2 separate regions of the Mus musculus genome follow, and region 1 is linked to region 2. Evidence: chromatin loops called from intact Hi-C (ENCODE). Cell type or tissue: gastrocnemius. All regions are shown on one strand. Region 1 overlaps Gm36388 (a long non-coding RNA gene). Region 2 has its middle 8.8 kb from the start of Gm36388.

The links. Hi-C counts contacts between places; a loop is a spot of excess contacts. Peaks named below come from ENCODE experiments on the same cell type or tissue, not always from the same donor. Only the 100,000 strongest peaks of a DNase experiment are listed, where the experiment ranks them.
Region 1: a loop joins it to region 2, with 6 times the contacts of the local background. A loop is called at or near these places in 3 of 42 quality-filtered maps.

The regions. Positions count from the first base shown.
Region 1 is chr1:187,606,637-187,611,636 of GRCm38, forward strand. All of the region lies in intron 1 of Gm36388 (a long non-coding RNA gene), which reads right to left. It also overlaps a transcript of Esrrg not described here. Among named protein-coding and RNA genes, the nearest start is that of Gm46176, 41 kb to the left of the region's middle. In gastrocnemius, a CTCF peak has its summit at 2,600; DNase peaks (open chromatin) are centred at 26, 579, 695, 2,069 and 4 more places; H3K4me3 peaks cover 1,730 bases; H3K27ac peaks cover 673 bases.
Region 2 is chr1:187,658,111-187,663,110 of GRCm38, forward strand. It overlaps a transcript of Esrrg not described here. Among named protein-coding and RNA genes, the nearest start is that of Gm36388, 8.8 kb to the left of the region's middle. In gastrocnemius, no CTCF peak of the experiment used is centred here; DNase peaks (open chromatin) are centred at 3,005 and 4,130; H3K4me3 peaks cover 1,256 bases; H3K27ac peaks cover 1,249 bases.

The DNA.
Region 1 (5,000 bases), 51 kb before region 2:
CACCCTCCTTGTCTCCCCGAGGGGCTGGAGCGAGAAGGAGATGAATTGGGGTGATGGCAAGATAGCTCGACCGGGAGATAATCGTTATCAGCAGGATTTTTCTTCCAGTGATGGGATCTACAGAGATCTATCACGCTAGGCAGCTTTTCCCCCCCCCGGGCATAAAACAATAGGCGGGAACCCGGCAATGGGGGCAGCCATGGGGACGCTGTCTGTCCGTCCATCAAGTTCATCACCCTAAGGCCCGTTTTCCTACAATGAACACACTCAAAACAGTCTGGAACACCCACACTCTTCCTGCAAGTCTTCCCAGCTTTTCTCCTTGCACCACCTCCTCAATTCCAAAGCCTGGGATATTAAGGCAGGATGCAGGAGGACACCTGCGGACCTGATGGGGTTGGGGCGGGGAGCAGAAGACGGTGAAAGATGCTCCCTTGGTGTGGACTCACCAAGGGGTCGCACAGCCTAGAGATAGTCTCACAGCAGCCTGAGAACCTTAGCCCACAGCAACAGCCCCGGGGGGTGGGGGTGGGGGACTGCCCTGTTGGTGGCAAGGCTTCCCAAAGAGGAAAGGCAAGGCGAGTTGGGAGGAGGAGGGTGAGGGCGAGAGTGAGGGTGAGGGCGGGCTCGGCTGGAGGCTGTGAGCTCTAGGCCCAGCTCCCAACCTGTTCAGTGACCGCGGCGGGAAGGCCAGGACAGGTGCGTATCATTGGGTGCGCAAGTCAGGCGGGGGATCCCGCGTTTCCTGGCTTCTGTCCCAGTCTTGGGGCGCCTTCAATGTCTTTCTGAGCCCAGGCAGGGGCCCGGGACCAAATGGCGCCCGGGAAGGACTTCTACCCCACCCCCACCCCCCAGACAAGGAAGGATGTTGAGGCGGCCGGCGCGGTTGTGTCCAAAGCTCGAGTGGGAGGGCAGGAGCACAGGCTTGGCAGAGGCTGGCGGAGAGGACGCGCACACGCTGGCCTAAGTGGACTCGTGGGCTGTGGACACTGTGGGACGCCCAATACTCCTTAGACCTTTGTCCTTTTCCGTTGGGTCCTAGCCAGGTTGGACTCTTGGGCAAATGCGTTTAGGGATCCTGAGGTGACAACTGACAGGATGGGCTATTGGAAAGCGCAGTTGAGGACAGTGACATTTACCCACGGAGGTTCCCAGCTCGCAACCCGCACCGAGGACATTTGACCTTTTCGTTGGCAGAGGGAGGGCGGGAAGTTGTTAGGGGAGGTGGGCTATGGGGGTGCGGTGACTGCAAGCTACTCTTGCAGCTACAGGCCTCCTCGGGCTCAGTGGGCAACGCGATTCCGCAGGCCTCTTCCCAAGCGAGCAGGGCAGACCCTGTTTACCTTCAACCCTCTTCTTCCCGCCACAATTCGCACAGCAACCTACGTTTCTACTTCTTGTGACCCTGGATCCCTTCTTCTGTGCAGCATCCCTCAATGCTTTAAAGCTGAAACCTCGTGAGCTTAGGGGGCTTGGAGTGTGTAATGTTTCCTGTCTGCAATGATTTAATCTTTGAGGAAACAAGATAAAAATGAATATCGAACTAAGACATTCACCTCCGCCCATATCCCAGCCGGGCCAAAGGACCCGAGAAAGGTGAATGCGTGCAATGAGCTCGGTCAATTAGACAAATGGCCCTGTTCCTGATGTCTGGTGTGAACCCATGGGAAAAGGCATCTGCTTCCAGGGGCAGTTTAGATTGGAGAGGGCTAAGCGAGGAGGACCCGCTGGTGCCATTCCGTAGCCCGGCTGCTAGAAAAACCTGCATCTGTAAAGCAAGACACCCCCCACCCCCCACCCCCCAACTTGGCTCTCCATGGTCCTTCCCGGGGCTCAAAGTTCAAGAAAACTAACCGAAAGAGGTCGCTCTCACTGGAGGTCGTTGTTGGGTCGGGAAGGACAACCCTGCCCTCCAGGTTACCCTGGTGGCTTCTAAATTCACCCTGTTGCAATTCCTTCACAGATGCGGGATTGCCCAAATTTCTGTCCCGGTACCTCAAGTGAACCCCGAGTCCTGGCAGTTTTCCTGTCTCCCTAAGGGCTAAGGCTCGCCCAGTCCTGGGGGAAACCCGCCCCGGGCCTTCTCCCTCTCTCAATACTAGGAGGATTTGCCCTTCCTGGCTCGTGAGTTGGCAGCGAGTCGGGTGAGGGGGCAGTAGGGGAAAGCATGAAGCGAAGCAACAAAACTACTGGAAATTCTGGAGATATTAAAATGCAACCGGTGCCAGGAGCCTGAAGAGGAATGTCGGGTCTTTTCCCCAAGGTGTGTGGGTGGGGGTGGGGGAGGGACCTTCACACATTTACAATCGCTCTTCTCATTTGTTAGCTGACTCAATCTAAAACTTTGCTATTTATAGTCTACGCCCGGCAGCCCGAACCCCGTGCCCGATTCCTGGTGCGGAGTGCGAGAGGTTCCCGCGGCGCCTGGCGGACAGTCTCGCTGGCCTCCGGTGACTTGTTTTGTGTTGGTTTTCCCCTCTTGCAGCCGGCGACCAAGCGGACATCCTCGGGGACCCCCAAAGCCACCCACTCCCGAGAGCTCGGAGAGCGGCTCTGCACGAGGGACCTTGTGAGTTGGCGCCCAGCCTCCGGGTACGCGCGGGAGGCGCTGTCGCTTGCCGCGGCGACCTCGCCGGTCGCGTTGTCCCCAGCTTTTGTCCCTTCCGACCTCCAGCCGGGCGCTCTAACTTGCTCTTTTCTTGCTGTCACACATACACCCTTTTCATTTCTGTGCGCACCCCCTCGCACCCCAGTTCCTCGCTCTAGCCTGCTGTCAACTTAAAGCCGAGTTTGCTTCTAGACTCTAGAGAGAAAAGAGGCGAACGGCCTTTCGGCGGGAGGCGGGTGTGTGCGCGGTGCGTGCGGGAGACTGTGCGGGGCCGGTCGGGGAGATTCCGATCCGAGGGCGCCCGGATCCCGCCAAGTGTGTCCTCCAGGGGGGAGGGGACGAAGTGCGTCCATCTGAGGACCTTGCCCTCAGTCACTTTGGCCGCGGCGCCCGCGTAGCCTGACGGTCTGGAGCCACTCGGCCGCCGGCCGCCGTGCGATCACTGGTTGGTCTTAATCATAGCCCCTCGAATCACCACTGAGCAGAAGAGAGAGGAAAGAAAGGAAAGCTGTGGTCCGGGACTGGTCAGAAAGAGTCAGGGTAAGGTCCCCCAGCTCCAGCCAGGCCCACTGGACTCTATCATCCATTTTCCAACGAATGGATGCAGGTAGATCTTGCTTAAGGCGGGACAGATGGTGGCTATGGGGAGACCTTGACCTTGTCCTTTTTCCCCTAAGCGTCAGAGCCTCAGACTAGGTTTCTATGGTGTTAAAAATCAAGAGTCTGGAGGTAGTGAGTCTGGAAAGCTTTCCCGACCCCGGGGCGAGACGAGTTCTCAGGCATGCGTGGACGTGGACTGGCGGGCTCTGGGTGGTTGTATGCTCTCAGCCTCGGTCAGACACTCTTTCCCGCAGGCGCGCTGTGGCCCGCTTGTGGCTCCTTCCTGGTGTGTCAAAGTGTCCTTTGCAATCTTGGCAGAGTCACGGTCTAGATGGAGAGCGATGCAGGGAAGGTTGTGACAGCAGAATACTGGTCTCTTATCAGTTTGGAGGAAAACGAGAGCGCGGGGAGTTAGGAGCCAGGAAATGTACAATCTGGGATCTGCGCCCCTGCCCTGCTGCATGTCCTTGCCTAGTGCCCCCCCCCCCCCCCCCCCCCGTGGCAAGCACCTCCAAGCAATTCGTCAATTTCCCCTAGATATACTGGATCTTACTTTTAGGATCCTTCCTGGAACTCGTCCCGCTCAAGGTTGCCAAGGCTGCTTTGGCAATAGACTAGGGAAGGACGAAGGCTAAGCTCAGACTTTTGGTGGTGCCCTATGAGTGGGCCTTCTCTGCACTTCAGAATTTCCCCACTGCCCACAGAACAAAGGGATGGCATGTTGGGTGTTGCCAGCCTCCTGCCCGCCTCCCTCCAGTCTGCGCACTGCAGGACCTGTCTGGTTCAGGCTGGATAGTGGGTGCCCACACCTAGTTCTGATCTGCCCAGATTTTCACCCCAGCCGGCTTGAGACAGTTGGCAGTTCCTCTGCCAAAAGCAAAAGCCAGTTTCTGCCACTATCCCCATGCAGATCTTGGAACTATGGTTAGGAAACTGGTAGCATTGACACTTACTGTACAAATCTGCGAGTAGAAGCCCTGTCTTAATCTCTCTTCCACCTACCTCTCTCCTATCCCTCCCAAGATGCCTCATCTGAATTGTCAGAGTGACTTGCCCTGTGCCTAAAGGGAAGGAGAGAGGGAGGGAGGGAGGGAGGGAGAGAGGAAGGGAGGGAGGGAGGAGAAAAAGAAGGGAAGGACAAAGAGGAGTCAGGCACAATGAAAATAGTCAGGCCTCTGTAAAACAGAATGGCCCTTTGCTGGTTGCTTTCCTTCTGCATGGACTTTGAAAGGAACAGAAACCTTAGAGAGGGCAGTGGCCACCAATAAATCAAGTCTTTCCTTACCCCCAGGACATGAACCTTTCCTATCTGTCCCTTGCTTAGAAGACACCAGTTAGAGATGGAGAAAGCCAAGCACCCCTCCTGGTTCTTGAGCTTGAATCCAGCCCACCAGGCTCCTGGACCTCCCCAAAGCATTTGGCTTGTATCAACTTTGTGATCCGCAAGCTCCTCCAGGCATTTGGATATGACCTTACGAAGCTTTGCTTTGGCATAACTTCATGCCATTGTGCTGTTGCTGGAATCCCTGGCTCCTGTGCTCCCTGGTGCAGGTTCAGGTCTGTCTTCTGCACTTGTCCTGAGATGACTTCCAACCTCCTGGGCCTTCCCCACAGGTCTTTAGTGAAGAAGTTCTCCTTCAGAGTGCGAAATATTCGTGGCATTTCCACTAAGCAGATAAGACCAGAGGAGGACCAGTCAGGGTAAGAAAGGTAGTGGGCAGGGAGACCTGTTTGCTTCCAAATCAATAATGAGTGAGGAAGAAGTGTTCTTCTCCAATATGGCCCATTTTCA
Region 2 (5,000 bases):
GTCTTATGTGCTTGTTTCCTAGGTTGGATCACAACAGCTGGTGTGACCCATTGACACACCAGATATAAGGATAGTTGTCCTATTGTGATACAAGAGATACACATGACAGACAGTATTCTTCACTGTGTATACATGTTCTACACATGGCCAAGCAATGCCCTTCAATGTGTGGACATGGGGGTTGGGGGGTCGATCTTTAAGGCATTGCACATGAATCTACAGGTTGGATGGGTAGATGCAAACTCTTGCAGAATGGCTGAAACGGGTTTTGAGAAATTTCTAGGAATTTTAGAGACAGCAAAATAGAAGCTTTACTTTCTTGAAATAGATTGCATTGTTGTGAAGTATGTGGTCTTTGTGAAGAGTTGGGTGCAGTCTTTGTTGTCGTTGGGTTGTTTTTGTTTTTGTCTTTTGGTCACTGAAATTCATTAAATGTAGGACTGAGGGAAAATGGAGAGAGATAAAATAGGCCAAGATATAAGACATAACATATAAGAGAAGACAAGATACAAGGCTATTGCAGGTAGAAGAGGTATGTGTGTGTGTGTGTGTGTGTCTGTGTGTGTCTGTGTGTGTCTGTGTGTGCGTGTATGTGTGTGTGCATGTGTGAGTGTGTGTATGTGTGTCTCTCTGTGTGTGTGCATGAGTGTGTGTATGTGTCTGTGTGTGTGCATACGTGTGTGCATGTGTGTGTGTCGTGCATGTGCCCATGTGTGTGTCTGCATGTGTGTGTGTGTGCATATGTAAAATCACATGGCCTATTTTTACTGAGCTGTGGGATGTGAAGGACAATGTGAGCTCATGCATAGTGTCTCCTGCCTGTAGTCTCAGCATGTGGGAGGTTGAAGCAGGAGGGTTACCTTAAGCACCAGGGCTATAGAGTAAGACACTGTCTAAAACAAAGCAAAACACAACACAACAATCAAAAAACCAAAACAGAACAAAACAAAAATATACAAACAAAATCTACCCAAAAAGCCAAGGGGAATTAATACAGATAACCCATTTTCTGTCTTCCCTTGAAGGGACAACTGTGGAAAAGACTTGGAGTTAGGGGCCCAGTTCTTGCTGTAGAACTTCTGCTGGGCCACTCACTAAGTTGTGTGATGTGGGTAAAATTTTCATTCCCTGAACCTTTGTCATTTGTGAAAATGCAACTAATCAAAGCTTCTCAAGATGGCTGTGAGAGTTAAGTGGGAATTGTTGGGCCGGCCTTGTCTGGCCAGGTCTCTGATCATTGGGGTTAAGTTGATCTCATTGAGAGTCTCTTTCTTTTGGTACTTTTCTTGCTTCCTGTGGAGCAGGCAGAGAGGGAAGAAGCAGAGAGTAACACATAGATGGGCAGCAGCAGAATGCATGCGGCGAGCCAGCTGAGCACTCCATAGGCATGGTGATTTCGATGTAGACCATGCCAGTGCACCAGCATCTTTATTTACTGCTCTCCCCCACCCCAAGAAAGCCAGTTCTTACCCAAATAAACCATCAAAACCATTGCAGGACAGCAAAAATAGGCCAGATGATTTTACACACACACACACACACAGACACACCACATCCCTTTTCTACGTGCAATATTCAGTGATAGTTTTGTTTCAAACCTTACCTGTCATTTGCACCTTTATTGTAGCATTGATATTAATTTGAAATGTATGCATTTTGTGAAGGCTATAGGAATTGTTTGGTAATAAATACTTAAAAAATGCTTCTATAAATTGCATTTGAAAAACATGTCTTATAAGATTAGAAGTAACGAATGGGAGGTCAGTTGACTCCATGGCACACATGTCTTTAGGATATTTTTATGAATGATTCAATGATATTAAGCCTAGCCAATTTTGCCATTATAAATGAACTATATTCCAAAGCCTATGTTGAAGGAATAGGTAAGAAATTTTTCAAGAAATGGGCTGTTTGTACAGACAATGCACTTAAAAACACAGATTCAGAGAATTATGTTTGGATTCTATCTGAAACTGGGGCATCCTTAGCTGACTGGCTTCCCAGATAATGATGGGCAGAAGCCTGCATTTGGTGATCTGTTAAACCTAGACACTCAGTAAAAGTAGAAATCAAAAATGTTGTGAGACCCAATTTGTCCTTGAAAGCCAATTGCTGTTTGCTTTTGTCTAACCCATGAGGTCCTCAGTCTGGAGTAGATATGTGCTAAACAAGAGGAAAACAAAACCCAGGAAGCTTAATTGTGGGTTTGGCACCGCGACCGTTGACGGACGTATGATTATTTGCGAGTTGCAGATGAGCTTCTTGCCATCTGCGTTGAAAGCTGCCTCTGAAACTGGTCAGTGAATACAGTCAGCCCAGCTCAGGTTTCTCTCCCATTTAGCAAAAATGTATTGACCACCCTGTGCCTTTACCATCACGATAGGTCAGTTAGCAATGCAGCCTCATGCTTAAGAGATGGCCTCTGCTTTAAGACATCCATGCTGCCTTTAGGGAAGTATACTAATCATTACGGTGACAGCATTGCAGGCTGGAGTCACAGCTCAGGGATGTGGGGCCTAGCCCTATAAACAGCAAACAAACAAAACTCAGGTACAGAATGAGAAAGAATTGTATGGAATATGACCAATTCATGCAGATCCCTTAAGGAGTACTTGGGCGCCCCCAGAGAGCCCCATTGACACCCAGGCTTCAGGCTACTCGGTGTGTCCTATTTAAGATATGTTCTTTCCTCTTATTAGTTGGCTATAGTCTCATCTGGTTCATAAGATAGTCAAATGAGAGGAAGAGACTCCTTTAGTTTTTTGTTTGTTTGTTTGTACGTACTGGAGATGGACTCGGGGCATGACGTAGGCAGGCCACTCCCTGTTCTACCAGCAAGCTACCTCTCCAGGCCTGAGAAAGAAGATCTGGAAATGCTCTTGAGTGGTTCAATAGGGGCTGCAGGGATTATGGGACAAGAGGAAGGAAGAATTTACTCTTAGGGACCTGCGCTTTGAGGGAAGGTCCTGTGTTGTGATTGACTTTGTGCCCACAGTTTCTGGCACTGTGCCTGACTGCGAACAGAGGCTCAGTAAATGTTTATGAATGCGTGAGTGCCTGGCTCTGCGGTCCATCCCCAACATATGTTAGCCTTTAAATCTTCACAAAAAAAATCTTGAATGGTGGTGAGATTGCATTCCTTTCATAGATGGAAAAAAAAAAAACAGCGGATATTTTGAGCAACTGTTGATCTTGTGTGGTGGAGGGGTAGTGTCGGGATAGAAGTTAAACCGGGCATCAGGCTGACGACGTCCTGGCATGACAGGGCCTGACTGGCACACCGGAGTGCATTGTTATTGTTCCTAGACTGCAGTGTGGCTGACGTGCAGTAAGAAGACTTTGACAATAGTTCACCATTTTCCCAGGCAGATCTGGGCCAGGCTTAGGACAGCAGTGCTCTCGGTCAGCACGTCTAGATTTCGGTCTGGAAGGACCCGCTCCTCCCTTTCCTCTTCTCAGTCATCTCGTAGGAACTTCACGGGGGTCTCAGACAAAGGGGTAGAGAAAGAAAAACGGAGGGAAGTACACTTTAAAATATTGGATTAAGGATCCAGGGATGTGGCTGTGCCAGTGAAGTGCCGTCCGTACAAGCATGGGGGCCTGGGTTCTGATTCACAGCACACTTGCCACAAAGCCAGAGTAGCACCACACACCGCTGCACTCTCGGTGTTAGGGAGGCAGAGAAGGAGGGTCCCAGGGACTAGTGTGGCCAGTCACCTAGCCAATCATTGAGTCCAGCTTCAGCGAGAGACCTTGTTTCAAAAACTGCGGTGTAGAGGGATTGAAGAAGGCACTGGACATCTATGTCTGGCCTCTGGATGTATATGTGCACACAGACAGGTAAACACGTGCACACACTATAAGCAGATATAAACACATACACACAAGCACAAACTGGATTAACTGGGAAAGTTCTGTTAGCCTATTGGACATGGTGGGTGAGGGCAGCTGAGACGGAAGCTTTGTGCAGGGAGCTGTGTGTGTGCCTTGCTCTGGTGCCACGTCCAGCTGGTGCCAGTCTTCGGTTAGCCGGGTCCTGTGCTGAGTAGCAGAGATGAGACCTGGCGGAGGGGAGACTCCTTCCACACTTCTCCCTGACCTGTGCTGGAGTCCGCTGGGGTGAATTGTGTGAAGTTGTCAAAGGTTGCTCTGCTCTCCAGCACTTGGCACGGGCTCCTCTGAAATGTGATACCATTGGTTTTCAGTAAAGGTTCCTTTCTGCAGGGCTGCAAACAGCTCAGCTGCTACCCTGTACACACAGCCCCGGAGCAGAGCGAGCAGCACCTTCCCAGCAGCCTTTTGAACCCGAGACTCTCCCAGATCCCCTCTTCACCCAGGAAGTTTCCTCTGTGTTGTCAGATTTAGCACCAGACTCCAGTCATCAGATCCGAGCAGAGCAGACTCCCCGCTGCACAGTACAGAGGCTTGCTTAAGACATTTGTCCTTGAAACTGCACCAAACTCTTGGAAGAGCCCAGAACGTGTAAGTATGTATGATTTAGGCAGCAATGGGACAAGGCAAAGCTGCAATCAACCATTATACAATATCCGATTAGCAGTACAGGAGGGATTTTTTCCGACCTTATGTTACATTCAGTTTCAATTCGTTCTGAGGCAACAGATCAATTGTAGCCTCTGATACAGTGACTTTGCAGTAGACGGAGGTTGTAATATCTTAGCTCTAGCTATTTGCCCTTCTCAGTTAGCACATAGATGTGGCTCGTGGGCCAATTATTGTGGGCATTAAACTATACAACTTCTCAGTTTTTATTAGGGCCGATAATTGTTGGTCTTGTCCATCTTGAGGAACAAGTTAGCTCTGGGGGGGAATGCTTTTAAAGAATTAACTACATAAATTCCTGGACAATGGAATGAGTTTGTACTGTGCTTCCTCTCCATAAACTGTACCAGTCTGCAGTTATAATTTACTCATAGCATATTCCTCTGAGGTTCGGTTTTAATTGAATCCTATTCAGTGTTTGTCTGGTGTCTGACGGTCCT